Regions from separate parts of the Homo sapiens genome. Here all the other regions are linked to region 1. The links are chromatin loops, found by intact Hi-C in ENCODE. Cell type or tissue: dorsolateral prefrontal cortex. All regions are shown on one strand.

What was found. Hi-C counts contacts between places; a loop is a spot of excess contacts. Peaks named below come from ENCODE experiments on the same cell type or tissue, not always from the same donor. Only the 100,000 strongest peaks of a DNase experiment are listed, where the experiment ranks them.
Region 2: a loop joins it to region 1, with 3 times the contacts of the local background. A loop is called at or near these places in 18 of 110 quality-filtered maps.
Region 3: it touches region 1 in a loop (2.8-fold over the local background); 15 of 110 quality-filtered maps call a loop at or near these places.
Region 4: it touches region 1 in a loop (33-fold over the local background); 84 of 110 quality-filtered maps call a loop at or near these places.
Region 5: it touches region 1 in a loop (4-fold over the local background); 31 of 110 quality-filtered maps call a loop at or near these places.
Region 6: a loop joins it to region 1, with 2.2 times the contacts of the local background. A loop is called at or near these places in 5 of 110 quality-filtered maps.
Region 7: it touches region 1 in a loop (16-fold over the local background); 72 of 110 quality-filtered maps call a loop at or near these places.

The regions. Positions count from the first base shown.
Region 1 is chr3:134,792,649-134,796,648 of GRCh38, reverse strand. EPHB1 (EPH receptor B1) reads right to left here and starts at 1,389. Exons shown (of 16, transcript NM_004441.5): 1 at 960-1,389. The coding sequence starts at 1,017. RefSeq lists enhancers at 1,014-1,203, 1,214-1,263, 1,308-1,602, 1,664-1,873. In dorsolateral prefrontal cortex, CTCF peaks have their summits at 1,395 and 1,594 (motif pointing left); DNase peaks (open chromatin) are centred at 512 and 1,428; H3K4me3 peaks cover 1,838 bases; H3K27ac peaks cover 1,337 bases; H3K27me3 peaks cover 1,214 bases.
Region 2 is chr3:136,040,814-136,044,813 of GRCh38, reverse strand. PPP2R3A (protein phosphatase 2 regulatory subunit B''alpha) reads right to left here. Exons shown (of 14, transcript NM_002718.5): 4 at 3,852-3,955. Among named protein-coding and RNA genes, the nearest start is that of PPP2R3A, 77 kb to the right of the region's middle. In dorsolateral prefrontal cortex, CTCF peaks have their summits at 1,806 and 2,006 (motif pointing right); no DNase peak of the experiment used is centred here.
Region 3 is chr3:134,599,211-134,603,210 of GRCh38, reverse strand. KY (kyphoscoliosis peptidase) reads left to right here. Exons shown (of 11, transcript NM_178554.6): 11 at 1-3,288. It also overlaps a transcript of CEP63 not described here. Among named protein-coding and RNA genes, the nearest start is that of KY, 50 kb to the left of the region's middle. In dorsolateral prefrontal cortex, CTCF peaks have their summits at 876, 1,986 and 2,187 (motif pointing left); DNase peaks (open chromatin) are centred at 900, 1,490, 1,830 and 2,180; H3K4me3 peaks cover 1,067 bases; H3K27ac peaks cover 3,064 bases.
Region 4 is chr3:135,893,333-135,897,332 of GRCh38, reverse strand. No RefSeq gene overlaps it. Among named protein-coding and RNA genes, the nearest start is that of PPP2R3A, 70 kb to the left of the region's middle. In dorsolateral prefrontal cortex, CTCF peaks have their summits at 1,829 and 2,033 (motif pointing right); a DNase peak (open chromatin) is centred at 2,022.
Region 5 is chr3:135,238,711-135,242,710 of GRCh38, reverse strand. It overlaps EPHB1 (EPH receptor B1), which reads right to left. Exons shown (of 16, transcript NM_004441.5): 13 at 1,414-1,563. Among named protein-coding and RNA genes, the nearest start is that of EPHB1, 450 kb to the right of the region's middle. In dorsolateral prefrontal cortex, a CTCF peak has its summit at 2,097; a DNase peak (open chromatin) is centred at 2,083.
Region 6 is chr3:134,895,056-134,899,055 of GRCh38, reverse strand. The region is part of intron 1 of EPHB1 (EPH receptor B1); the gene reads right to left. Among named protein-coding and RNA genes, the nearest start is that of EPHB1, 100 kb to the right of the region's middle. In dorsolateral prefrontal cortex, no CTCF peak of the experiment used is centred here; no DNase peak of the experiment used is centred here.
Region 7 is chr3:135,501,798-135,505,797 of GRCh38, reverse strand. All of the region lies in intron 1 of LOC105374122 (a long non-coding RNA gene), which reads left to right. Among named protein-coding and RNA genes, the nearest start is that of PPP2R3A, 460 kb to the left of the region's middle. RefSeq lists a silencer at 1,877-2,171. In dorsolateral prefrontal cortex, CTCF peaks have their summits at 1,551 and 1,757 (motif pointing right); a DNase peak (open chromatin) is centred at 1,757; H3K4me3 peaks cover 1,001 bases; H3K27me3 peaks cover 443 bases.

The DNA of each region.
Region 1 (4,000 bases):
AGGCGGGGGAAGGGGCGGGAGGCGGGGAGCTGGGCCGGGATTTCCCACAGGGATTCGCGAGCGCTACCGAGCGCCCAGGCTCCCCGCTGCGCCGGGCACGGTGTCTTTGGAGCGCGCTTTCCCAGCCACCAAGCCGGAGGCACCGCCAAGTCTGAGCTGGCAGAGAGTGACGCTGCCCGACGACTCCCGGCCGCCGAGTATCCTCTCCGGGGTGGTGGAGAGGCTGGGAGACTTTAGGTAGGACCGACCACTCACCCCAGCCCACTCCTGTTCCAAGGCTCAAGAGGCGAAAAGGGTTTCCACCTCTCCCCGACTGACCCTGGAAACCTGCAGTCCCGCAGGCGCCCGGACCACCAGACTGGTCCCCAAGGGTACGGCCAATGAACTCCACCCCTCTCCTTCGGCGGCCACTTGCGGGATACCACGGCAGAGCTTCTCCGGCCCCCGCGCGCAGTGCTTGCACGCCAAGCAGAGTCCACTAGCCCGTGGACTGCGAGCTGGAGAAAAGGAGGTGGCGCGCGGCTGCTCAGAAGCGTATCCGTGCCTGGGAGCAGACGGGCGCCAGTACTCCAGGAGCCGGATGGCCAGAGGCACCCCTTTCTCCCCAACGCCCAGCTCTGGCTCTGCCCCAGAGCTAAGGAGCATGCACCGCAATGCAGCGGGCTCCGAGCTCTCCGAGCGGGGGCTGCGGGAGACCGAGGCTACCAGGGAGTGCCGGGGCGAGGAAGCCGGGGGACTCGCGAGCCAGTTTCGGGCGCTAAGAGCCAGCCGGGGGCGCTCTGGTGGGTGCCGCCCAAGCCCCGCGCTCGGCAGCGGCCGAGGCTCCCAAACCTCCTTGCCCTCGGGTCCCGGGATGCCTGCACCGCAAAGCAGCCAGAGGAACCCCGCGAACCGCGGAGCACAGCAGTCCCAAGGCGGCCGGCACCAGCAGCCAACTTGCTCCGTGGAGGGTACGTTACCTTCCATCGCAGCCACTGCGGATGCCAGGAGGAGCAGTAGTAGATAATCCAGGGCCATCGCCGGCCGACGGCCCGCAGGCCGAGACCAAGCCGAGGCAGCAGCGCCGGGAGAGCGCCGCGTCCCAGGGCGCCGCTGCGCTCTCCGCGGGTGGCTTCTCGGTATCCTTTCGCGCTCTCGCCCGGACCGGACTTCCCGGAGCGCTGCGTGGGCGTGGGCAGGAGTGTGTGCGCGTGGGGCGGTGCGGGCGCGCGTGGGTGTGGGTGTGCATGTGTGTGTGTGTGTTTATGGGAGAGGTGGGTGTGTGCGTGCGTGTGTGAGAGAGAGAGGGCGAGGGAGAACGAGCCTGGGAGAGCGCGCGAGAGCGAGTGCGTCCTGGTGTCACATTGCTAGCTACAGCGGAGCCTACGGGAGGACGGAGCCGGCCAGACTGACGCGGGAGGGAGCGGGATCCCCCACCATCAGCTCTCTCCCCACCCCTAACACCTCCTGTCCAATCAAGGAATCAAACCTGCAAAATTCCCCCGGCCAATCAGGCGCGAGCACCTCCTTACACTGGCATTGTTAGTTTAAGAAAAACTTTTGCTTGCAAGGCTGTGCGGGAGGGCTCGGAAGGCGCTAGGAGGGGTCCGGGCTCCCCCTCGTGGTGCTCTCGGAGAACCGCAGCGGCCCGCCCAACTCACCCTGTCCCCCCATAGGGTGCCCAGCGAAGGAGCTGGGGAGGCCTCGTGCCCTTACATCCCACCCAGGACTGGATCCGCTTTAAATGATCAAACGAGCCTTCGTTCATCTTCTCTGTGACAAGAGCACCCTGCCTACCCTGTTTAGAGCAACTCCAGGGGCGCACCCGTGCCTCTCCTCCAGAGCTCTTCACTCTCTAGCATGGGTTGGTATTTACTAATCGATTTTGTTTATCGTGGGGTCTCTCCCTCATTAAAATGGGGTCACCATTTTCGGATTCTTGTCTATTTTGTTCACTACAGAATCCACAGTTCACAGAACAGTGCCTGGCCTGCGGGAGGCATAGTACATGTCCGTCGAAAGAATGAATACTGTTCAGATAACCTGTGGGCACTTGCTCCAGGGTCCACAGGGAACCGGATTTGCTTCCTGTCCAACGTTTCGCAGTTCTTTTTCTGCAGAAGCCTCTGGTTGCCTTTGGTGTTCACTTCCCAGTGCATTGTGAACTTCCACAGAGGGCCCTGACCCCAGAGGACAGCTCAGCGTGGGGAGACCAGGAGTCACACAGTCAGCTATAAAACAGCAAAGCCTGCAAGAGGGCTCTCCCAGGCCGGTGCAAGGCGAGGTGCACTGTTGCTGTGGGCCAGGCCTTCAGTGTGGGTGGGAAGGACTTAGGCAGCAACTGGGGATGCAGCCTTGGAGATAGGAGCAATTCTCCCAGGCTCAGCTCTCACAGCTACACTTTATCTTCCTGTTTCTGGAGATGGTCAAGGGTTCTAAATCAGAAACTCACCTTGAGGCTGTTATATGTTATGCTGGAGATGTGTCCTTCCCTCCTCTCCCGCCCCCCCTACATACCTGATGATAGTCTGGTCCTACAGGGTCAGGGATGACCCGTTAGGTTCCCCACCCCTCCTCCTACGCCTCTCACCTTGGAGGCACCAATCCTTTCCCCTGGTCTGTTAATGAGCTAACAGTGGGCAGATGCGATATTTCCCTTTGGGATGACTCTCCTTTCTGGGCTTTTCTAAATCAGTTCCCCACACCCCCCACCTCTGCGTGTCTAGTCTCTCCTTTGCTGGGACTTCTTCCTCTCCACCACAGCCAGACTCAAGTCCCCCAATCCTGACAATTCTTTCCTTCCCTGGCTCTGACTCAGGCTGCCTTCCTCCTCCCCTCCCCTCCCTCCTACCCCACCTCTGTGCCTGAAGGGAAGATGTCATCAACCTCCACCTTCTCATCATCCACCTTAATGCCATGTTAGCTGCCCTCTACGCCTCCACACCACCAGCTGTGTCGTGATGTCCCTGGAGCCACCTGATGTCACCCTGGGCAACAACCTGCTCCTAGTTAGCTGTCATCCTCCTGCACCGTCAGCACCTGCTGACATTGGTGTCCAGTAGATCTTTTGGGGCTCTGGCCCCAGTTTCCATGGTCCTGCTTCTCCTCCTACCCGTCTTGCCACTTCTTACTGTTCCCTCTGTTACCTCTTCAGCTTTCAAGAGAGGTATCCCCCAAACTCCATCCTTGGAGTTCGTCCTCCTGGGGTACATGGGCAACTCCTTGGCAGCTTCACTTGCTTTTTTACCCCCAGCCATCCCCTCATGGATGGACAGGTGGATGGATGGATGGGTGAGTTTCACACTCTTCCCTCCCCCTTTCACTATATCACAGTCACTTGGTAGGCATGTCTGGCAAAGCCCCGGCTCTGCCATGTCCTCCTCCTTATGCCCTTGTCCTATGCCTGTGCATCTGACCCAGTGTAAACCCATACTACCTTCCCCTGGACAACTGGAGAGTCTCTGAATGACAGTCCAGCTTCCCTCCCTCCCCTTAATCCCTCCAAACTCTGCTGCCAAACTCATCCTTCTCAAGCCAACCTTGATCTTGTCTCTTCCCTGCATAGCAACCTAGTGGCTCCTCACTGTCTGCTGAAGAGAGACTGACCACTCTAGCATGACATTCAGACTGCTTTGTAAGCTCTCTGAAACCTGCCTTCTCAGCCCAGGCCCTGCTGGTCTTTCTCTGGGCCTAGGGTATCCTCTTGCCATCTCCACAACCACACCCAGGCCAGTCATGTGCTCACCCACGTATTCAGGCAGGCCCTGTTCTAGCTGTGGGAACACAGTAGACAGCCCTTCTCTGAGGGGTCTTACCATGTCCTGGAAGGGCGGCAATAATAAGCAAATAGGCAGTGGCATGTCAGGTGCTGAGGAGAGCTCTGAAGAATCACAAAGCAGGAAGCAGCAAGAGAGTGACAGCGGCTAGTTAGACATGCTGGGAAGACCTTCTGTTTACTGAGCACCTTCCGCCACAAACACTGTACTGGATGTTTACTTGCACAACTAAAATGAGTTGAATT
Region 2 (4,000 bases), 1.2 Mb before region 1:
TTTCACCCCTTCCTTAGGAGCCATTCAGAGCCCATGCAGGGTTCTCAGTTTCCTCCCTCTTCAGCCTCAGTGACTGCATCATCTCTCCACTGACTCTCAGTGCTTTCTCTTAAAAGGTCTGTTCAAAGTATGCTGGTTTACTCAATATTTTGGTTTCTCTTGGTAGGAAAGAGAAGCTCTCCCTGGCTGTGTCTTCTTGGCCATCTTAACATCCTTGTCTTTTTTTTTTTTTTTTTTTTTTTTGAGACAGGGTCTCATTCTGTTGTCAAGGCTGTGGTGCAGTCTCATGATCATAGCTTACTGCAGCCTCAAACTCCTAGGCTCAAGCGATCCTCCCAAGTAGCTAGGATTACAGGTGCAAGCCAGCACACATGGCTTGGTGTAACTCTTTCACTAGACTGTAAGCTCCTTACAGGGTATAAAACTGTCTTACTTTCTTTGTATCCCAACCGCCCTCAAGACCAGACACAATACCTGGCATATAGTTAGCATTCAACAAGTGATTAAGGAAGAAAAATAAGAAAATGTTTTTGATCAAACAGATGTATACTTCATTTGTGCTTATTAGAGCTATACTATGATTTTTATACTTATTCTCCATAACATTCCTCAACATGCTTAAGGCTCCTAAAGTTAAATAAACACATGTTTCAGAAAAAGATTCACGCAATAGATGCTAATAGGAGCCACCTCTCAGGATTAGAAAATGGGTGGGATGATCACAATAGAAAAACAGTGAGGTCTTTCAAAAGAACTACTTATATATATAAAACAGAATAGTAAGATATAAAAACAGCAGAGACATGACAGATGAGAGCTACTCTGAGAGGACAAAGTGAAATCAGAAATGGTCTTTTGCTGTGAAATAGAAAGAAAAGGTGAATTACAATTTTCTGCCAGTGTTACTGGCTGGTCAACTCTATGGCAGGAGAAAAGATGATAAAAGTCATGAAAGCTAAAGAATGAAGGTAAGCATAGCTATTCTAAACTAGCATCTTTCAGAACTTTTAGGACAAAATGTTATTTTGTTAATGGACAAATGATACATTGATATGAAAAGGTAAAAGAAAGTAAAGCATAATAAAGCTGAAGCAATATTATTGATTCCATTTGAGATGAGTTCTGCCCAAAAGCTGATACTCTAGGACCTCAAAAAGAAATGCTATGGAGCAATGTCTTTCTCCTAAAAATGTCCTGACTATAAGAAGAATATATGTCAGAGTATAGACATGAAATGGGCAGCGGCACAGGGAAAGGAAGTGGAACAGAGCCCTTTGGAGGAGAGATACTGAGGCCTCCACCCCATGAGCAGTCTGACATGAGAGAAATTATTTCCCTATATTCTGTTTTTTTTTGAGATGGAGTCTCGTTCTGTCACCCAGGCTGGAGTGCAGAGGCGCGATCTCGGCTCACTGCAAGCTCCGCCTCCTGGGTTCCCGCGATTCTCCTGCCTCAGCCTCCTGAGTAGCTGGGACTACAGGTGCCCGCCATCTTGCCTGGCTAATTTTTTGCATTTTTAGTAGAGATGGGGTTTCACTGTGTTAGCCAGGATGGTCTCGATCTCCTGACCTCGGGATCTGCCCACCTTGGCCTCCCAGAGTGCTGGGATTACAGGCGTGAGCCACCACGCCCGGCCATTTCCCTATATTCTTATGACTTTTATATTTGACTCTTTTTTTTTTTAAGATTATGTAGAGCTACTGGAGCAAATCAGCATATATATGTATTTTCCAAAATGTTTTAATTCTGTATAATTACCTGTTAGCAATTTTTTTATTTGAAAGTTTTAATATACTATACTTGAGCCCACATTGCTTTATGCAAATGTTACAAAAAAAAAAAATTACAAAACTAAACACGTCTTCTCCAAGGTCAACGTGGTAACTCACACCACCATGTTTAGCTGCTTAGTCTCCCAAAATAGCCACACTTGGGGCTCCCTTCAAGCACCCTGGCTTTTAAAAGACATTTTAAGAGCTCAAAGAGGAGTTTCCACTAGAGGGCACTCAAACCATTTTAATATCTGACTGTAAAATAACACTTTAATTTAGAGACACACTTATCTATTCATAGAATTTTTCTGATGAAAAAAAGACAGGGATAGTTGCTCATGCTATATAACTTCATAAGCAATTTTCCTGCAGTTAACCAAAATGGAGACTTGTACTTCATGTCTTTCCCCCGCTTTTTGCGTTTTGCAGAAATGTCTTCCTTACAGATAAAATTTAAACAATTCATCTGAATAAAATACAGCTATTGTGGTGGTGGCTATGATCTATCCACCAACATACACTCTTTTTAAAAAAATTTTTTTATTTTTAAGTTCCAAGGTACATGCGCAGGATGTGCACGTCTGTTACATAGATAAACACGTGCTGTGGCGGTGTGCTGCACCTATCAACCCATCACCTAGGTATTAAGCCCAATATGCATTAGCTATTTTTCCTAATGCTCTCCCTTCCCTCACCCCACCCCAACAGGCCCCAGTGTGTGCTGTTCCCCTCCCTGTGTCCATGTGTTCTCATTGTTCAGTTCTCACTTATGAGAATACCCTCCACCAACATAGACTCTTTAGTTCTAATGTGATGTATGAAGAACTTGAACTTGACCTGCTGCTAGATTTTTAAAAATAAGAATACATTTATTAATCACCTACTATATTCTCAAGCATTATCCTATTAAGGGCTTTTAGCTGAAATGAAGAAATTAGAAAGAATCTGTCTGTTCAATCTGCTGCTATTATAGGTTGATGTTAAATAATAATAACAATAGGTGAGTAGCATTTCCCAATAGTTTACCAGGAAGGATATTTAGCTCAGAAAAGGCGAGAAGAACATGCATAACAAGGGTGCTGATCAGTTAAAAGAGGCAGAAGGGGCAAGCTGTGATACTTAGCTAAGATGTATAAATATACCAAAAAATAACTCCTAAAGAAGAAAGAAGGGAGAAAAAAGAGATAAAGAAGAAAGATGTTGGGTTTGAATTCAAGAAAATTTGTCAGAATGTTAGAATCCAGGAAAAGCTTGATAAATATACTAGTCCTTCAGTTCCTTAACTGGAGCTTTCAAAAGGTAATGATTAAAATCTATTAGAATTCAGTATTTCTAACAAATCAACTATATATAATTCTAAATTGGATCTATGGGAATGAAAATGTATTTCCCATGTGACACATCTGATTTGCCCCCCATAAAGGGGAGTTCCTTTTTGCTTATTTCACTGCTGCCAGATTCAAATCCTGAGACCCAAATTTAACAAGTAAAAGTGGCTGGGTGTGGGGTTCACACCTATAATCTCAGCACTTTGGGCAGCCGAGCTGGGAGGATTGCTTAAGGCCAGGAGTTTATGACCAGCCTGGGCAACAGAGTGAGATCCAGTCTCTATAAAAATTAGCCAGGTGTGGTGGTGCCTGCCTGTAGTCCCAGCTACTTAGGAGGCTGAGGTAGGATTATCACTTGAGCCCAAGAGTTTGGGGCTGCAGTGAGCTATGATTAGGTCTCTGCACACTAGCCTGGGCAAAAAAGTGACATTCTGTCTCAAAAAAAAAAAAACAAAAAAAAAAACAAAAAAAAAAACAAGAAAAACCAAGTAAAACTAATAAACTATCAAATAGTTTTTAAAGAAAGATTTCTGCAGATCTGCTTTACTGTTTTTTAAAGAGGTTAGATAAAGGCTTGTGGCAAAGAACTTGTATGTGAGTATAAATGGTTGTAAATCATTGAATTTTCCTTGTTGATATAAAGAGTAAAGGGAAAATGTATAAATGAGTAAAATAGGTGACCTTTAGAAAGCATGTCATGAGGGTCACACAATTCTTTGCCTAGCTCCAGAGAGACTGCTCACATACTTACTTTCTCCACATGGCAATGAATGACTGTGCTGTCACAAATCCTGTCTTCTCTCCCCCTGCAGCCCTGAACATGGGGGCTTTCCAATAGAGAGGACAGCCACAGACCTGCAAATAGAAAACACATACAGGGTAAGCCAACAGGGAATGAAG
Region 3 (4,000 bases), 190 kb after region 1:
TTCACATGATGCTTAGAGAATTCTCTTCCATGCCCAAGGGGACATGATTTGCAAGGCTGGGTTGTCCTTGAATCACAGAGCCCCTTTCAAGCAATATCACCGTGCCTCTCGACAGCTCCGAGCCCCCAGGGAATCTTGGACTATCTTCTCCTCCCAGACCTGATCATCTTCTGCATCCTGCTGCCTCTTCATTAGCTACTTCTTGTTCTTCAAGAGCCCAAGAAAAAGGGTGTGGTGAGGAAGCCAGCTGACCCACAACTGGCTGGAAGCTGATCGTCTCCAACATCCCTAAGTATAGTCAGGAATGTGACAACCAGAAAGTTGTGAGGAGACTGCAAAGCAAAGAGCAGCCCATGCCCGCTGTGGCTGTGCAGGTGGGAGGGACACTGTCGGCAGAGCTGCAGCCTTGGTCTGAGGGTGTAAGACCTCCAGCTCTGCTCTGAGAGGAGTACACAGGGCAGGTAGTTCAGTCTAAGGCCTGGAGTGCCCTCCAGGCCCTCACAGAGCCTGGGCCTCAGGCCCCTGCCCCACCTCCACAGAGAGCCTCCAGAGGCTGGCCAGGCCCTTGGGGAGTCTTGTGGATAGCCCTGAATAAGGACCTGGGCGCAGATCAGGTGAGTAGTGCAGTGCGGCAATGCCGAGGAGACTCACACTTTAACAGGGCTCTGCCTGCCCCCAGTGTCTCTACCAGCAAAGCCAGGGCTGGGAAGAATTCCAGCTGCACGAGAGCAGCTTTTGTGCCTGTCTCGGAGAAAACATCCTATCCCGTCTCCTTTCCTCCCTTCTCTGAGAAGACAGCCCCCTCCAGTCTCACCTTGCATGGGGACAGCTCAGGGCTCCTTGCTTGCTCAGGCACAGACTGAGAGGCCTCAGCTGCCCAGCTGGCCCTCAGCAGCGCCTCAGGCTGCCGTTGCCATGGCAACGGAGGAAAGGCTGACTTCAGCGAGGGCAGATAAGAGGGAAAGGCGAGAGAGGCCCCACATGGCCACTGCAGAACCATCCTGGCACACAGACATGCTCCCTGCTGAACTCCCGGCTTCTCCAGCTCCGTGGCCCCTGGCTGTCTCAGTGCCCCCCAACCCCTGAGAGCCAGCACTGCCTGGCACCTCTCCCCACAGCCCCTCCACAGGCCTCCAGGCTCAACCACAGCCAGGGCCAGCTGGGACCCTCATAGCTTCCTCCGTGGCACTCACCCTCACATCCCTGTATCCAACAAATGCTCACAGAAGTACCAGATGCTTGGGCTACAGAGGTGAACCAAGGGGGCCCGGCCCCTGCCATCCAGAGTACAGGGTGAGGAAACTGCCAGGCAGCAGCAGCCTTCCCTGCCCAGGCCTGACTGAAGATCCAGGCTCCAGACACTTCTGTTCATTATCCCCCGGGATCCCTCCCCTAAAAGTCCCCACTGCCACCCAGCACGGTGGCCTAGCCCAGAACCAGCTCACAAGGGTGCCCATCATCCAACAGGCCGGCGGCCTCGAGCAAAAGGGGTGTCTCCCCTGGGGGGCTGAACTGTCCTGGGCAGGTCCTGCGCCCTCCGCAGTCTCTGCCACCGAGGCCACCCAGCCAGCCTCGTGTCACTCACACCTGAAAAATGCACAAAGGCCCCGGAGGCATAACAGCTATGCACCACCACAGGGAAACAAAGGGAGTTTTACACCCTGAAAACAGCCGTCTTGCACACTTCTGATTTTATGGGCTTAAAGAAATGTGTTTGTTTCATCAAAACAATAAGTGCCTTCGATGACGCATGTCACTCACTGGACCCCGCGCTGGCTGCCTCGCTTAGTCCTGCTGGAGACCCCCATACCTTTTCGATATGCAATATAATTAATCAATACATCCTGGAGCATTGCAGAGAATGCCACCCAGCAAAATAGGAGCTGTCCCCAGCACCAGAGAGGGAGGCCCCGCCCCTCAAAGCACCGCAGGGCATCAGCAAGCCCCTCCCTCTCGTTTAACTAGGCACCCCCTTTGTAAAGACAGCTGTAGGCGCAGTCAGAAAATCACCTGCATTTCTTTCCACTGAAGTAAAAATACATGAAATGAAATCTAATCTTCATGAATTTTTACACGCATGCTGCTCAGGGTAGACATTCGGAGTTGCATTTTGAAGGCTTTTCTTTAAATCCCCATCTTTGTTTCCCGGGCGACGAGTCCCAGTCGCCGGCGGAATGGCACGGGCGCCCCCAGGTGTCCGAAGTGCGGAGCTGCCGGCGCTGCACACCGCGAGGCTGATCTATCACCGGGCTTTTTCGCAGAACTTGAAAATGCTGTGGAAATGTTTATGTTAAAATCACTAGGTGCTTTCTCGTGGCTTCTCAGCGCTACCTTATGTGTACACGGAGGACATCTTTGTCACGCACAAGCTGTGAGGGCATCCTGGGGGACAACCTGGTGTGTTGAAAAGACAAGGGATGTGATGGGACTGTTTTGCCTGGAAATAACTTCTTGAAACAGAAGCACTTGACATAGGACTGGATGGAACAGCTGTGACTACACTCATTACTATACCATTGAAGGATTGGAACCGATCAAACTCAGAAAGTATCTGCTTGCAATTCTCAGGATGGCAGCCCCCAGGCCACAGGGCAGAAGGGAACCGAGGGTGGAGGAGTGGTGGGCAGAGGCACTACAACCACAACTTCAGTACACTTCTTTCCAGCTTGTTTCAGAAGTGCCATAGCTCAGCTGGACTCCATTTTCAATCTGATTATGATCATTGTGAGTTCCCCATATGTTACATTGTCCTACCAGGACAGCCTCCTCACTGCCTGCTAAGATTAAAAGTAAATAAATAGACTAACTGAAGCATGAAGGATTTCGGCTAGACATAAAGAACTATTTCCTGTTGTTAAGCAGGAGGGACAAGTTGCCAAGAAAGTTTGTGAAATCCTCTTCTCAAAGGACTTGAAAAGGAGAAAAGTTTTCCCAGTGGTCTGAGGTTTTAGATGCCATGTTCACTAGAAGGAGTGGGTTTTCTCCTCTCCAAACCAATTAATTCCTGAGATATCCTGGTCTGCCTGCAGCAAACAGAGGGTTAACAGCATCACTACATCATTTGCTATTGGCAAAATTTTCGAAGATGGTGTGCCTCTATTGCCCGCCTCAGTTTATCTTAGGTCTATAATTTCTTTTCATTTGGAGTAAGTAGTCGGCAATTGAAAGAGGTGATTACTTCTCATAATGTGTGCATTGAGTTGTGTGGGCCGGTGGCTGTTGAGTATGCTTTCTCCATGTTGTTGCTGGTGTTGTTTTTCAATAAAATTTATATTCATTTTTATCCAACAATGTAATTATCGATTCATTCTTATCATGTATCTCACAAGGTGGGAAATGGAGAGAAACAGGAAAAATGCTTTCATGTTCAAAGGAAGCCCTAGAAAAAAATCAATGTCCCAGCCAGTTGAATGCGACGGTGAGATGCGAATGGAATGTCAGGCAAATAGCTATTTCACATTAAAGAAAACATAATCAGGTTAGCTCCAGCCACTCTATGGTTCACATGCCTTTGAAGAACACGAAGGCACTGTTTCTTTCATTGAATCTTGTTTAACTTGAAAATTTTAAAGTCAATCCTAATTTATTTTTACAGTGGGAGAAAAAAAATTACCAAAAATGCCTATCAGCCTACTTTTCTTTTGAATGTATATAAATATGTACTTCTTGATATTCATATACATGCAGAAACTTTCCAGCCGGTCACCTAAGCAGATTATTCATAAACTAGACATTTAGAGAAATACAGAAAATGAAAAATCCAGACATTTCTGAGAAGCTGCTGTAACCATGGAGACCATTCTCGTAGCTGTAGTGTGAAGGACAAAAAGAACTTGTGTTCCCAAATCTGGCTTCGTCATGTCTCTCGCTGCTAGATCCACAAAAACGAGGCCCAGCATGCTTCTCCTTAGGAAGGAGACCCGGCAGCATATTAAGAGGAAGTCAGAAGAAACAGTCTTCCACACAAAAGAAGGAGTAGCTCTTGAGTTATTAGAACAGT
Region 4 (4,000 bases), 1.1 Mb before region 1:
TGAGCTCCCAGCAGATGCAATGCTGCTGGTCTAAGGACTCTACTTTGATATTACTGTAGAAAGAGATGAAAGAGAAGCAGGAGGAGGAGAGGGGAGACACTGAAGTAGGAGATCCACTTTTTGGGGGGTGGGAGGCAGGTGATTCTATAAAAATTCCCAGCTTTCACCCTTCCCTGCCACCTAAAGATTCTTTTTGGTTTGTGGGCTCTGTTTCCTGCTCTCCCCTATACAACGAGGGGAACTGTTCCTTAGAATTTGGAGGGACAGAAAATGGAGACTGGGGGATGGAGAGAGAGCTGGGAAGGTGAGAGGAAAGGGAGAGGGAGGAAGGATAGGGGGCTCAGGGCCTAGTGATGCAGGAAGGTTTTCTGGGCAGCTTTGGGGAAATGTGCGAGAGTGGCTCTGGTGCATGGAGGGAGTAGATGGGAGAACAAAGAATTTCTTTGAGGGCCACAGCCCTCAGGATGCTGGGGGGATGACCTGAGGCAGCCCAAAGGTATTTGAGAAATTCAAGAAAGAATGCAAGTTATTTTGAAATTACTTTTTGATTGCTGAATGGCATGTCATACAGTATGACACTACTCTGACTCTGGTATTTGGTTCCACTAGGATCACAACAGCATGGCAGTTCTGATGCATCGTGTGTAGGAGGTAAGGGGAACCAAATGGGAGTCTCTCAGTCCTTATCCTTGTTAAGGCCCTCCCTATCTCTCATTGGGTCAACTGTTGGAATGGTTTCCTCCATACCCTGCCTTGAGGCCCTCCTCCCTCCAGTTTCTCCACACAATGGCTTCAGTGGCTTCTACTACAGAGTTCCTAGCCCCCTGGGAACCCAGTCTCTCCCACATTAGAACAGGCTTTCATTTCCCCTCCAAGTCTTTTTCAGTGGAGGGATTGTTGCAGGTTTTACTGTTTATTGATTTTAGCCAAAATACCCTTCAAGGCATCAAAGGCTTCACATTCCTTGCTTTCAATCAATGTTTCCCATGTTACATCCAGCCACATATTGGAGACACTCCACACCTGTTTCTACAACACTTACGTAAAGTTTTCCCACCTCACACCTTTGTGCATACTATTTCTGATGTCTGGAATGCTCTCCTTATCATCTCTGCTAATAAGATCAACCCATTCGTCAAGGTCTAGTTCAAATGCCTCCTGTTTTTTGAAACTTTTCTGATCATCCCTATTTCCCCCTTCCACCATGGAACTTTATTTGTACTTGCTTATACTATGAATTCTGCTTATATTGTAGTTATCTGTCCCCCTAGACCTGGGCTTTCCAATATGGTAGCCACTAATCGCATGTGGCTATTTAAAGTAACCAAAATGAAATAAAATTAAAAATCCAGTTCCTTGGTTTCACTATTCACATTCCAAGTGCTCAATAGGCCAAGGAGCTGGTGGTTACTGTATTGCACAACACCGATATAGAACATTTCCATCATCATAGAAAGTTCTATTGGACAATACTGGGCCCATGTATTATTCACCCACTCTTATGTCTATTGAATAAAAATGAGTCACAGTGAATTAATTAGGATTTTACTGATTGCTTTGTCATGCTTTCTGAGCCAGCACGGGGTTTATATTTTCAGTTGTTAAAAAGGCATATGGTACTACCTGTTCCTTGCTCTCTTTCTTGATAAGCTGTGCTCTCTTGAGGTGAAGCCCCACCTTTTCTTTCTGTGGATTTTCTTCATTTCAGAGTCTTTCTGAAAGTTGTTTGGTCTGTCATCTTCCTCCTTACGTGTGTCCCAGGTCACTTCCTAAGGCCTAACCCCTGAACAGCATTTCTTATTAATGAAGCATGCCTTGGAAGGAAAGAGCAGAGGCCTGGGTCCCTCAGGGTTACATTGCTACTCAGACAGACCCTCATGCCTGCAGGGGGCAAAAGACACAGACACAAGGACACTCATGACAATTAGCAATGGCATTTTGAGGTATACTTTCTCATTAACCTCTTGCAAAATCAATTGTCTAAGAGGTTTCTGGGAAGGAAAGCCCAAGGCCAGAGTGGCCACGAGAGGGCACCAGTGTACCTTAAACAGCCTTTACCTCCAAAATCCTCAGGAAGGTTTCCCTGTGTTGCAAGGGAGGGACATGATGAATACACATCGGAAAAGAATAGAAAAAAAAATCATCATATTGTTATATCTAACTGTAAGTCCTGATTACCATATATTTATGCATCCAAGGCCTCCTTAAATATAGAAATCACAAGAACATTAAGACAATAATAGGCAGACGAGGGATTAGATTGAAAATACTTCAAATAAGGTTGTGAATAGGTCAGCAGACTTTAAAACAGAATAAACCTCACTTTGAAGCAAGGTAGCTATGGAAACATTACCAAAATTATTCTGTTACTTCATGGCTACAGTGGTTTCTGCAGCCTGGAAATGCTGTCAAGGGAGGCCAGAATATTATTTTCTTATAAATAATACAACACAGGATCCTATATGGAAAGTTGCAAGAAATTAGATTTCAGAGGTAGAGATGTTTCAACAAAAATACCCAACAGCTTTAATTTGGTTTCTGATAACTTGGCTCTGAGCTTGCAGTTGTTAAGTTTTTCTCTATTTCTGTTTTCTGTTGCAGAAAGGGAGCCAGTGAGGGATTTATTTTCATGTCTCTGGATGTATTATATCCACACATATGCATACACCTTGAGCATGGCTGATAGAAGTCACTTGTTTGCCCCAGGAATGATCCTTGTGAGGGCAGGTAACCTATAATCAAGACTTAAATAAGAGGCTTGCTTTCTTGTGGGGAATAGGCCTGGAGCTTTGCTGCCTAAGGTGACAGGGTTCTGTTGCTGACCCTCGGAAACCATAGACCAACTGCCTATGCCTGCAAGCTTCCCAGAACCCCCCTAATAAGCATATAAGGATTGTGTACACGACTGCTCCCTGATCATACTGACCATGTAGGTGGAGATGTGGGTAAATGAATTAATTAGGTTTATTTAAGAGGGGTAGGTGTTTGGTAAGCAAAGTAAACATGGTATAAACCTGGGAGTTATGATAAATGTCATGCTGGTGGGTGTTAGAGGTTGAGGGTGGTTTTGATGCTATTATAAAGTCATTCAGACAGGGACCCAAAATGCCTCCATCCTGGCCTGACAGTACCTCTTTTCCCCATGGAGTTTTCAAGGGAGCTGTATACCCAAGGGACAATAACAAATTGGGAATCATATACACAACATGTCAATGCAGTGTCCTCTGGTCAGAGACTGAGTTGTCCATGTGCCTAAGATCTCATGAATAGGAAATGGGATTTCCTAGCTTCCCCAAACCTAAATATTGGAATATCATCTCTACCAGGGTGGCCATATGGAGAAAGACAATCAGAGGGGTGGGAGTGGGTAGCCATATGCACAGAATACATGGAGTAAGAAGAATGGAAAAGAGCAAAGTAGCCCTGCCTTTTATTGAAAAAGAAAGAACAGGGCTCATCCAATGTCCTGAGGGTGGAGATGGGTAGGAATTTAGTACAGTCAGACCTATTCTAAGGAAAGAGACCTTATGCTCCTCCTTGCCCAGAGAAGTGGATCTAATACCTTAGTGAGCATCAGAATCTCCTGGAGGGCTTAATGAGACACATGCTGCTGGGTCCCACCCCAGAGTTTCTGATACAGTAGGTCTGGAGAGGGGCCAGAGAGTTTGCTAACAAGTTCCTGAGGATGCTGATGCCCTTGATTCGGGGACCATACTTTGGGACCACCACAGCTCTAGAACATTGTAAGTGGTTTAAGTAAAGTATCAACAATGTAGGCGTGATACGGATTTAGAGTCTGTCCCTGAAACAAACCCAACAAAGGGCTCATTACTCTTTTTTAAAAAATTGGGAGGTAATTCACACACCATTTGTATATCTTCTTTGGAGAAGTGTTTATTCAAATCCTTTGCCTATTTAAAAATTGGGTTATTATCCTTTTTATTGTTGAGTTTTAAGTGCTCTTTATTCTAGGTATAAGTCCCTTATCAAAGAAAAGATT
Region 5 (4,000 bases), 450 kb before region 1:
GCTTTGCACTAACTCCACCGCTTACTGATTTGATGTGCTTCAGGAGCAGAGGCAAGGTGTTGCTAATCCCAGATAATAGAGGACCTAGACACCAGCCATAGTTGACTTCAGGACCCGGTTAATGGTGCAGCCATTTCACCCACTCCAGGCTGGAGCCACTCTGCCCATAGCAACAGGGAGTACTGTCATAGAAGTACCCCAGCTCCTCTTTCCACAGTCTCTCTGGGAAGTTGCCACCTTTCTCAATCTTCCGAGCAGCTGCCATGGCACTAAACCTTTCACAGGATAGAAGGCTTGCTGACTCCATAGCTGACAAGTTCCTCAGTGTCCACCCTAGCACAGAGGGGGTTACAGTGTGGCTGGCTGCCAGTGGACTCAGATCTGAACTGGGGACCATTCTTTCTCTTTTAGCTGTCAGTTGGGAAGGATAAAAACTGCCCCCTCCCAAAGTGATGGGAAGGGCAAGCAGAGAACATAGGTATGCAGCTTTGCAAATTGTAATCCTCTCAGCTCCAACGGGAGGGTATGTATGCAAAACACAAAAGAGGCCTGGTCCCTGGAGAGGGTGAGAGGCAGTGTTGAAATTCAGGCAGGACTTTTCATTGGAGACTTATCAAAGCAAATCATCCGAAAAAGGCTTCCTCACCTTTTAGTAAGTATGGAGCAAAGGTTCTCATGTGGAACATTCCAAAAAGCCTCTATTTAAAGCATGTTAGATGACCCATCTCTTCCTTTCTCACCCTTTTCCCTTGAGGGCATCCTGGGGGAGTGTTGACCTCCCCACAGACAGGGACCCTCTCCTGTGGCCCATCTGAAGCTGCCCAGCTTTGGAAAGCTTTCCACCTCTTCCTTCACTGATAGGTGATATGGGATCATAGAAGAGTGAATTCTCAAGGAAGAAGGGCCCTTTCCAATTACTCTCTTTAAAGCTAAGAGGTACAAGTCCCACACAGAAACTGCGACTGGCTCAATGGAGCATAGCCGTCAGAGGCAGAGCAGGATGGGAACCCAGGCCCTGGCCCCCAGTCCAGTGCCTCCTTCCCCTCTGTCGTTCACAGGGAAGGAAAACACAGAACCTGAACACTTAGAAGCAGGGTAGACTTTACTGCTTAATTTGGGGCTGATCTATTCATGGTCCTCAGCCATTTGGAAACAGCCCATTGTCTCTTGGGTTGGAGACTGTGGCCTTGGCACCTCTACAGGCTTTGTGGTTATAGGGCCTTTCACACCTCCATGCTGGGCTCTTTGATTAGTTCCAACATCCATGCTAAGGGTGTCCCTGTATCCCCTACCCTGAACACTGCAGGTTCAGATTATGAGGCCGTGAGCTGAAAACAGGAGGAATTGGTATGCTACTGCCTTTGGGATCCCTTCAATGGGGGTTTGTGGTGACCAAGTGCTGCTGACACTCACATCTTGGTTGGACATATCCCAATAGGGTCTCTCTCCAAATGACATGACTTCCCACATGACGATCCCATAGCTCCAAACGTCGCTGGCTGAAGTGAACTTGCGGTAGGCGATGGCCTCTGGAGCTGTCCATCTCACAGGGATCTTCCCTCCCTGAAAGAAGGAGAAACCGTGGTCAGCCCAACAATCAGGTTTCTGATTGAAGGCAGGCAATAAAAAACTTGGCATGCACATTCTTCCAAACTCTCACTCCCATATCTTGTGAATTATGACAGACAGGCTATTCTTGCTTCGTGCACAAGCTATGTTGCTGTGCCTAGTTAGAGAAGCTCAAGGTGACCAGCATGCCTGTGCTGGCTTCTAGCCTCATGTGGATATGCCACATGTGCCCTGGTTCCCTCTATGTGGGTTCCAATGTTGCTGCAGGGGAGGTGGGTGGGAGGAGAGAGTGTAACTGTCATAAAACTCACTGGAACTACCTGAGATTGGCTACATGAGAAACAAGTTATGGTTTTCTTTGCTCCCTGGCAATGTAAAAGCTAACACATTTGGGTCAGAAGGAATTGCAATGGTACAAAAGGAAAGAAGAGTGATGAAGCATGCCTCCTGGAGAGCCCTGCCACTACAAGGTCATGCTATGCTGCCCTCTGCCCCATTTTTGTTGCATTCCACCTCTGGGGGGCAGGTTTCCCTAACTCTGTAGCATGCAGATAGCCCTGAGCTTCATGAGGGTTGAATGGTCCCAGTGCTGTGGTCTTTCTACATGCTGGCTGTCCTGCCAGCCCTTCAGTGGAGGTCAAGATTCCAGAGTCTAGAGATGCTCTTTTCTACAGGGCCACTCTTAGGCTTGTTTCTCCTTCTTGCCTCCAATCCCACACTGGAAGTTTCTAAATTGGCTCTCTGCTTGGCCCTCAGCTTGTCTGCCAGACCTTAGCCAGTTTTGTTTACCTAAGGGATTCACATCTATCCACTCATTCATCCATCCCATCAACAAATAGGCAATAAGCACCACTTTGTGCCAGGTCCTGCTGAGAAGCTGATGTCCCAGAAATAAGCCAGTGTCCCTGCCCTCAAGCTGAACAGGACAGTGGGGAGACAGACAAGAAAACAAAAACTTAAAATATATTGTTAAAAACATTGAAAAGTGAGGGAAGGTGAAGATGAGAGTGGGTACAAGGTGTTCTGAAAACCAGAGGAGACTCCCCAACACAGGGAAGGGTCAGGGAAGGCAGGCAGGAGCTGTTAGAGAAGCAGTTTCTGGTGGTGGTTAAGAACTCCTGGAGCCTTTGTCTGGGTTTGGATACCAGTACTGCCTCTTTCTACCTGTGCGGCGGGGGCAAGTAACCTACCTCTCTGTGCCTCAGTTTCTCATCAGCACCTACACAGCCCAGTGTTAACTATTATTTTCACTATGCTCAGCCCTAGAGAACAAGTAGAAGTTAACCAGGCAAAGTGACTGGAGGAGGGAAGTCCAGGCAGAGAGCAGCTTTCTCAACGGCCAGGGATAAGAGAGAGGCTGGGACATACAAGCAATCCACAATGGCTGAAGCAGGGAGTTCCTGAAGGAGAAGTAATGGGAGGTGAGCATAGAGCAGACAGCTGGCATGGCCTGTGCTGTCCAGCATCAGTGCCAATTACAGCTGTTAAACAGGGTTCTTGCCAAGGCTGTCCTCAAAAGCTCATCACTCCCTATAGCAAATATGACCCCCCTTTTCAGTTTTTCATGCCAAATGCCAGGATTTCACCCTTTCATGCTTTTTTCCATGCTTAGGCTCTGTCTCTCTCCATACTACGTGGAACATGAAGCCACTGGCTGCAGCAGTAACAGCACAGAGCAGGGACGGCAGCTCCCTCACTCCCCTCCTCATTTACTTCATGCCTCCACTGAAAGAGGATATTTTTATACTGCCCATTCTTACAATCTGCTCAAGTCACCAAAGATACATGGTTGACGTTAGCAAAAATACTGTAAAAATGTAAAAATGGTTAACCCGAGCTAGGCAGAAAAAAAAAAGGAGCAAACAGCAAAGTGTATTTTTATCTGGTTTCCTATCTGGAGCCTGGGAGGAATAAAGGCAACCAGGCTGGACCTCCCCAGGCACACATCCCACTTTCTGCAAAGAAGACAGTCCTAATTTCCCCTGAGGATGGTGGCAGGCTTTTGTGGTGGGGGAGATGTCCTCAGCTCAAATGCCAGCTACACGACAAATGCCTGGAGGGCATGCTTAGGCTGTGGCTGCAGCCAGACTCTCTGTTCTCATCATCCCCCAGAACATGAATGAATTTACTGGTTTTATCAACATGTTCCCCACGGCTGGGAAGAGAGGTGAAGAATTCATCCAGTGAAGCAGCAGCTACCAAACACCTGGAGGTCAATGTCTGATAGTGCAGAGACCCCAAGTTGTGTGTTGCCATTAGGGAAGGTGCTGTTGTCACACCTCGAGATGGCCTGGGCTCCCCCAGAAAAGAGGGGCTTTGGTTTTCTCAAAATACCTGGGTTAAGTGAGGTAGGAGAGAATTGGAGTTTAATTAGTATACTGTGTGTGTGTGTGAGAGAGAGAGAGAGACAGAGACAGAGAACCAGATTGTG
Region 6 (4,000 bases), 100 kb before region 1:
ATGTTTTCCTCATCTATTGGGAGACAATCAAGAACTGACACATGACATCCTCCAGACCATGCCTCCCCGACAGTGCCCTCCACCCCCACTCCCTGCCCTCCAAGTGGAGGCTGCAGAGGTCTTCTGAAGACTGCCTAGAGTCAGAGTTCCAGGGTAGGCCTGAGCTCCAGGCTGGTCCACAGCACACCCAGCACTGCACAAACTTCATTCCAATGTGGAAGGAAAATGTCAAGGTGCTTCCCAAGGCCTGAAAGCTGAGCTCCCCTGAAGGCTGGATCCATGTCCTGAGGATCCCTGGAACTCCTCTGCTTGAAAACGAAATGACACACGTGACAGGGCAGACATTCCCACTCCTGAGCAGCAGTTGTTTCCTCCATAAGCAAACAGACCCTGTACAGACATTGCTCTCCTCTCACAGATGGGTGCCTAGAAAACACAAAATTGCTTCCAGACTACAGATTGTGCCGAAGCCCTGTATCACCTGCTAGCGTGCAGACTCTACCGTCACTTGTCTGGAGTCTCCAGGGAGTTGGGAGCATGGGGGTTGGCCTGCCACCAAGTACAGAGAGAAGCTGAATCAGTGCCATTCGATAGGGCTTGGATTTTAGATGACAGGGTCAGAAAAAGGAGGTCAGGCTCTCCTCCTTTAGATGAAGAGGAGTCAGTGGAGACTGGGCTGGAAATCCTACACACTCAGCTTCTCAGCCCCATCCTGCCATGAGCAGCACTTGGTGTCATCATGATCAAGTGATTTTTTTTCATCTGAAAATGGGACTGTTAATGACATCCATTTATAGGAATGATATTTGGAGTGATGAGATGAATATAAAAGTGTAACTTATAGGAGGCTGGCCATGAAGTTGATTCGCTGGGATCACAAAACGCTTGGCCCATGTGCAGTCACCCCCCAACTGCCTTCCCAGGCACACTCATCCACCTAGGGTAAGGTCCCTCTCACCACAGCCCACCCCACAGACTCCGGAATCGATGTCAGCTGGCCCAAGAGATAACATTGATTTATTTGCCTTCCTGGGATTAATCAGAGAGGCCCCAAGTCATCATGGAACCTAAGGATTATTTAGTGATGAAACACAGGGGGGTGCTACACTCCACATACAGCTTGGGCTCCTCCCAGTAGGAAGAAGAGCTACCATGGAAGGGCTTTAACCTCCACCCTTTGTCGCAGCACTGACAGCCCCAGCTGTCAGAGCAGAAAGATGTTTCTCCCCATGGAGGGAGTGCAGACACAGCCCACTTGGGCTGATGTCCACAACCAGGCACGGTCTTTCTTTCACAGACAATCCTAGGGTTTTCAAGCCAAGATGAAGGAGGGTGTGTGAGGAGGAATAAAGGCCCCAAAGGGAGAAGTGGCCATTCATCCATCATCCATTCAACATGCCAATCAACAGTGCAAGGGAATGACGGGGGCTGGCCACTTCAAAGTGGGTGGTCAGGGGAGGCTGCCCAGAGGAAATGCCACCTTGAGTTGTGGATGAGCTGTGGCCCTGAAAAGACCCGTGGAGAAAATATCCTGGGCAGAAGAAAAGATGGTGCCAGAAGATCGAACACACCTGTGATGTGAGGAGCGCCTTAAGAGGCCTGCGTGTGATGTAACCAACCCCTGCTTTGCTGGCCTGCACTGAGGGTCCCTGCAGGGCCGCTCCTTCACTGGCCCTTTCTTTGCCCACCAGCAGTTGCTCCTTTCCCCACCCTCCCTCACCCCTGACCCAAGAATGACATTGCCAGGAGACTCAGGTCTGAGTCCAGAGGATTAGAAAGGATCTGGGATTGGGGTATCCCTTCCTTACAGATGCTGTGGCCATTCAAGGCCCCCCAGGCCAAAATAAGGTTGGACTCTTCCAGAACCCTACAGATGATGTGCTGACCAAGAAGATAACTGCCCTTCAGGAATAAATATGGTAGAGGGCTGGGCTGGGCCCCAGGTTCCCTGACTTAACTCTGATTGTGGCAGAGAATCATGGATCACCTCTGCCCTCTGCTTTTCAGAAAAACCCTCCAAGTATCAGTCATCTCATTGCAGGGCCCTGTGTGGCCCAGGCCCACACTCCATACAGCCCCCTGGTGACAGGCAGATATTACGCAAGGAGCATGACACTCACCAGGAGGGACCCCCATCCAGCTCCCTTGCTCGCCATTAGGAGGCAGAGCCACTAGGCTCACCCTTCGCCAACCTCCACTCGCTTGGACACCCAAGGGCTCTTGGGCAGGGCCTGACGACAATAGCCGCAGTCGGCATACAGATTGCGGTTTCTGTCACCACCAAACCTGTGGTGCTTTCCAGCAAATCTGCCCAAGCAGGGCTTCCCCCTGAACCTGGCACCTCAGGGAATTATCCCTGATGAGCCAAGGCTTCAGAGCAGAGAGCAGGGTGTGGAGAAGGTTAGCGCCATTGAGATTTACAGTGGAGACCAGCATGCTTAGTGGGGCCATCGATGAAGGAGCAGGCCCTTGGCAGAGGAAATCATCAGGTCACTCCACAAAGAGAAAGGTCAGCAACAACACATCAGTGGGGGTGGAAATAATCACTGTCTGAATAATAACAGTAATATTCACGACAACAAGAGCAACCATTATTGGGTGCTCACCGTGTGCCAGGCATGGTCTCAGTGTTTCTGTTAATCCTCAATAAGCTTATGAGACAGGTTCTGTGATTGTCCCCCTTGTGCTGATGAGGCAATCCACATCCAGTGCACCAGATTATGGAAGAGGGCAGCCAAGGCCAAGGAAAACTGGTAAAGAACAAGCTCAGCAGCCAGAAGACTCAAGTCAAATACAGCTCAACAGGTCTGAGATGACTTCTGCAGGGAGGGCACGAAGGAGCTTATGGGCCCGTGAGCAGCTGGAGGTCTCGGTGATCTAGGTGGCATCTTAGTTAGAGCTTAGCCCCTGGCCTCAACATGCCACAATATGTGTCCTGGTGTACCTGTAAAATGCTTCTATTTCTTCATCTCCCCATTGATCCTAGGAAGGCTACACCTCCCTGCTGGCAGATGTGTGAAGAAAACTAAAGAGGGAGTCAAAGGAAATATTCTAGTTCCTTGCTTCTCCCCAGCCCCTAACTCATCTTCAAGCCTGTTTGCCAGTCCAGAGATGGGTTGGCAAAGGCTACAGAAATTGGGACATTTTGCTGTAACTAAAGGGAAAAGTAGAGGACAGCCTTATGAAGGGACCCATGCTCATTTCAATTTGGATTTGAATTGCATAAACTCCTTCACCCTGTCCATCCTTTTCAAAATGCAGAAGATAAACCTGGCTCGCTCTTCTGTTATCAGCCCACTTTCTCTAGCAGTTGAAACTTGAATAGAAATTTAAGCTGCCCTGCTTAACATTCGGGTGGCTTTTCCTCTTAGAGCTTATAAATACAGAATTCACTTTTGCTTACATGAGTGCTGGGAAGATATTTGAGCATTTTTAACTGGAAAAGTGCATGTTTTCAGATTCTGTATCTGCACGTAAAAGGTCCTAGCACCATATTTTAATTTTTAGCTTCATCCAAGCCTGGAAAATTTCCACTTCAAAGCTGTGGCTTTCTTATTTTCCTTGTGGAAAAAATGCATTGGTAACAGAGATGATTCTCTCCCAGCTCATCTTCTCTCTGCGTGATGTTGGAAGGATAGCCACTCACTCTCCTACACACTCCTTCTGCACAGGACACCAAGACCACCCCTGTGTCCATCTGGATCCTGACTCTCTGTGACTGGGAAAAATGTTACACTCACAGATTATCTGGTGAGCCAGCAAATAAAGAATGAGAAGACAAGATCAAGACGGTGTGGATCTCTGTGGGTGTCAACTGCTGGGGCCAAGCTGAGCTGGAAAGAGCAAGGTGGCCCTCAATGCAGTGGAAAGGAAGCAGGGAAAAGCAGAGGGCACTGGGGTTCTCCTAATGTAGACTCCTATTTTGCATTAATTTTGTATAAATCACATCTTTTAAACTGCAAATCTCCAGAAGAGAGGAAAGTGATTATTAAAGTAGAAG
Region 7 (4,000 bases), 710 kb before region 1:
TTTGAGAATCCAAGGTGACAAAAAGCGAATCCTAGAGAAATGGGTTAAATATTATCATTATCAGCACTTGAATTATTTGACCCCCTTTCCTTTTGTTCCCCTACCCGTTTGTAAAATACACCACCATTATCATTTACTAATGAAAAGGGAGTTGGCCTGAAAATCAAGACACTTGGTTATTACTCCTTGTTCTGCCATAAAAGAGTTAGTTATGTGACTTTGGTGAGTTTAAGGTCCACTCTAGGCCTCTCTTCTGTTCTGTGAAAGCAGGGGACCAGGAAGAACAATGTCGCATACACATCACAGACAGTAGGCTGCATCTACTATCTTTGAGGCATAGTTGTTGAATGGCACTAGGGTCTGTCTTCTTCCCATTCATCATGTCTGTGTTGCTCAAGAAAGGCATCTAAACCTGAGGACAAATAGCCAGAGTCTAAGAAGAGGTGTTCCTATGCCCAGTGAACCAAATCCTCCAGCTAGAATCTGAACAGTCCCTACCCCCAACTCCATAAAACCTTACCCTGTGGGCTATTGATTTCCACAGACAGGAGTCAAGCCAATAAGTTAGAACTCCTGGAGGGCAGATAGGGACTGTTTGGGAGATTTTTCAGGCAGTACCTAATACATTAGGGGTCCTCAGTTAATATTCATTGAAGTTTCATTGAGGTTTGATGAGACAGATGAACCATACAATATGTCAATAAAGTTAAGTATTACCCTAACCACATTCTTAAAGTTATTAAAAATGTCAAGAGCAGGGTGATTTATTTCCTCATTCTATGGAAATATTGCAAAGAGAGTATGTATTAAAACGTGCAGAGCTTAAATAATAATGATTTATCTTTCTGACTCCATCTTGAGCTTAGTGTCAGTGACTGTTTCTGGTATCATCTGCCTCTTTCAGGTCTTTGGCCTTTTGACACCATTTTTAGCCCTAAGAGCAATGGGAGATTGCAGTACATGCTGGAGTTTAAGGAACTGGTGCAAATTCATTCCCCAGCCACCGCCTGTCTGTGGACGATCCCTAGCAGCTGCCAAAGTGTGACCTTTTACATTTGACATCATTGCCCCTGAGTAATAGGTACTTTAGCAGGGGAATGACAGAGCTCTGACCTTGAGCTGAAACCTGAAAAATGTGGTTCCTATTCTGACATAGTGTGTCTCCCAGGAGAGTTATAAGCAATAGCAACTGAGGGAACTCAGGAGGGAGAGGGAGTTAAGAGTTATTTGCTCTGGGAATTTGTGTTCATGTTGAATCCCTTGCAGCTGACTTGCAGCACAGCCTGCTGTGGAGCAGGGCTCCTGACAGGGCGAGCCTTGAGATTCTCCACCGTGGGTCTCAGCCACAGCTTCTCTAGGACACCAGGAGATACCGCCCCTCAGAGTATGTGCTTGTGTGTCTAAGATGCACATCCCTTAGGAGCTGGAATGGCACAAACAGCTTTGCACAGCTACAGCTAAGCACCATGTACCAAGAACCTCTTGTTAAAAAATAATTTTGATGCTTCGTAATAACTATGTGATTACAAACCCTGTGAAAAATGACAACGGTTAAAACAAAAACTAGCCTTGCAAGCTATGTGCAGCTTTGGCAAAGCATGTTCTCTTGAGTCCCCTCCCCAGCTGCTCAAGGGCACCCCTTCTTTCAGGATCTCCCCTCTGGACACGCTGCTGCCCAGGGCTTTGTGTACGCTGTACTCCAGCCTCCTGCCTTCCCCATAACCGGCCCAGCAATCGGTACCGTTCTCGGCCTCTCGGGGGCACCAGAGCTCTCTCATAGCAAGGTAGATGCTTCTTGAGACAAAAGACGGGGATTTTGGCTGCCAATTTGTCTTTAACATTGTGTAAGGTCTGTCTCTACACAGAGCAGGCCATATACAGACCCGAATCAGGGCGTGCATTGTTCTGGCTTTTCTGTTGCTGGGAGAGGGATAATGGTAGCACACGCCCTGAGGTGCAGGGGAGCTGGATTTTGGTGCCTTTTGCATCCGAGTCCACCTATGAGGGCGAGTGGCTGGAAGAACAGGTCCCTGGAGTCAGACCTCATAGGACAGGAGGCTTCTCTTCGCCCCTGCCTGATGCTTCATGGAGTCGCATTCAGCAGTGAAACAAAAGGTGCCAGAGAAACAAGGCAAGTGAAAGTGATAGGAGAAAACGGCAAAAGGAAAGGGGCAGGAAGAAAGAAAGAGAAAAAGGGATTGAAAGCTAGGAGCAAAATCAAGAATGAGACCAAGAAAAGCTAATGTATGGTGATTGTTCTTACCAGTGTTATGGATTTTGGAGCAAAACAAATTGTAGGAAGCAAACTTCCCCAAATGTGAGTACTTAATAAAAAAGAAAACAGAAGGATTGATAATGGAAATTAGGCTAATGAATAAACAAGCTGCTTAAAAAATAGGTTTCTCTCGCAGTCCGTTATTTTTAACTTAGTGGCAATTTGCATACTAGTTAATTTGCATATATTAAATACTGCTCCCCTTCTCCTTCCCACCTCCTCCACTTCAGAATAACATTTCATTACGGTGCTGCTGGGCCAGAGGACTCTGAGGCTCTGGAGAGTTTATTAATTTATCCAACACATGCTGTGTACATTTTTATCACTTGCCGCACAGTGGACCCGGTATCTTTGAAGTCATTAACAACACGAGGGGTGTTCTGCTCGAGGTATTCAAAAGAGAATGAGAAAAGCCAGCCTGCAATAACTGTACCAAAAAACAGGAAAAGATCGTGTATGGTTTATGTTCTTTCTAGGAATACAAAAATGAGCAAGGGATGACTCTCTCATCCGCATCAGAGAGCTTCTGTTTTGTTTATTTGTGTTTTTATTTATTTAAATTTTGAAGCAAAATGGAAATGATTCCCAGTGGGGTGCAGACATCCAAAAAAGCACTAGCCATGCATACTATTTCTCCTGCCTCTGCCCACACTGAAAGGCAGGCTAGAGAGTGTGGCTCTTGGGGGAACCTCCATTACTGCTGATGAGAATAATAAACCAACAGGTGAGGGCCACAAGCAGCCACTCTACTGTGGTCCTAGGGCTCTGCCTGCTGTCACTGCTGGGCGTCACGGGGACCATCCCTGGACTGCACCTCCTCCTTAGTGCGCTCTCCCAGGGCGCCCTCCCACCACTGTCTCTCTCCCTTGTAGCTTCGACCTACTACAATTTAGGGAACTACTAAATTGAGCTTCTACTGGCATACTTAAATGCCCTGTAGTGGGTCGTGCCACCTCCCATGGGAATAGAAGAAGGCTACCATTTCTAAGAAGGAGCTTTTAAAAAGTGACCACCTGCATTAATCCTGATGCCATTTTCTGATGCCATTTTCTAATGCCATCCTATCAGTTTAGCTATTTGTCCCTCTTTCTACTGTCCCAGGTGCTTAAGTTGAAGAGAAACCTGTGTATTTGTCTAGAGCTTGAAGTGTTTTCCCCAGATGCCAATGCAAATTAACAAATTTATTCAATCATTCATTCATCAAATATTTATTGAATGCCTACCATGTGCCAGACATTCTAGGCATGGGAAAAATGGAGCTTACATTCTCATGGGTGGAGACAGACAATAAACACATAAATGATAAAGTGATATTTTTCTAGAGTTAAAAACACTAAGAGGAAGGATAAGTAAGGTGTGGGGTAGCTAGTGACCTGAGCAAGGGAGCATTACTTTAGCTAAGCTCAGCAGGGATAGCATCTCTGAGGATGTGACATTTGAGCTATAACTAAGGAGAACTAGAAGTAGGCAGAGTTAATTCACGGTCTTGCGGCCATCTTTGTGCTTGGTTTGGTCCTAGTTGGGCTTTTAGTTCAGTGAATTTGCATTTAGCTGAAACAATCTGTCAGCCCCAATGTGTTCACCACCACTGATCCCAAGGTGAGTACTGGCTTGATGTTTCTGGCTTAGTGGAACAGCAGCTCTTTGGGCCCTTACACCATTCAGGTTACCTTTTGTGCAGAATGAGCAAGATTCAGACTTTGAATCTGAGAAGAAACTCCTCTG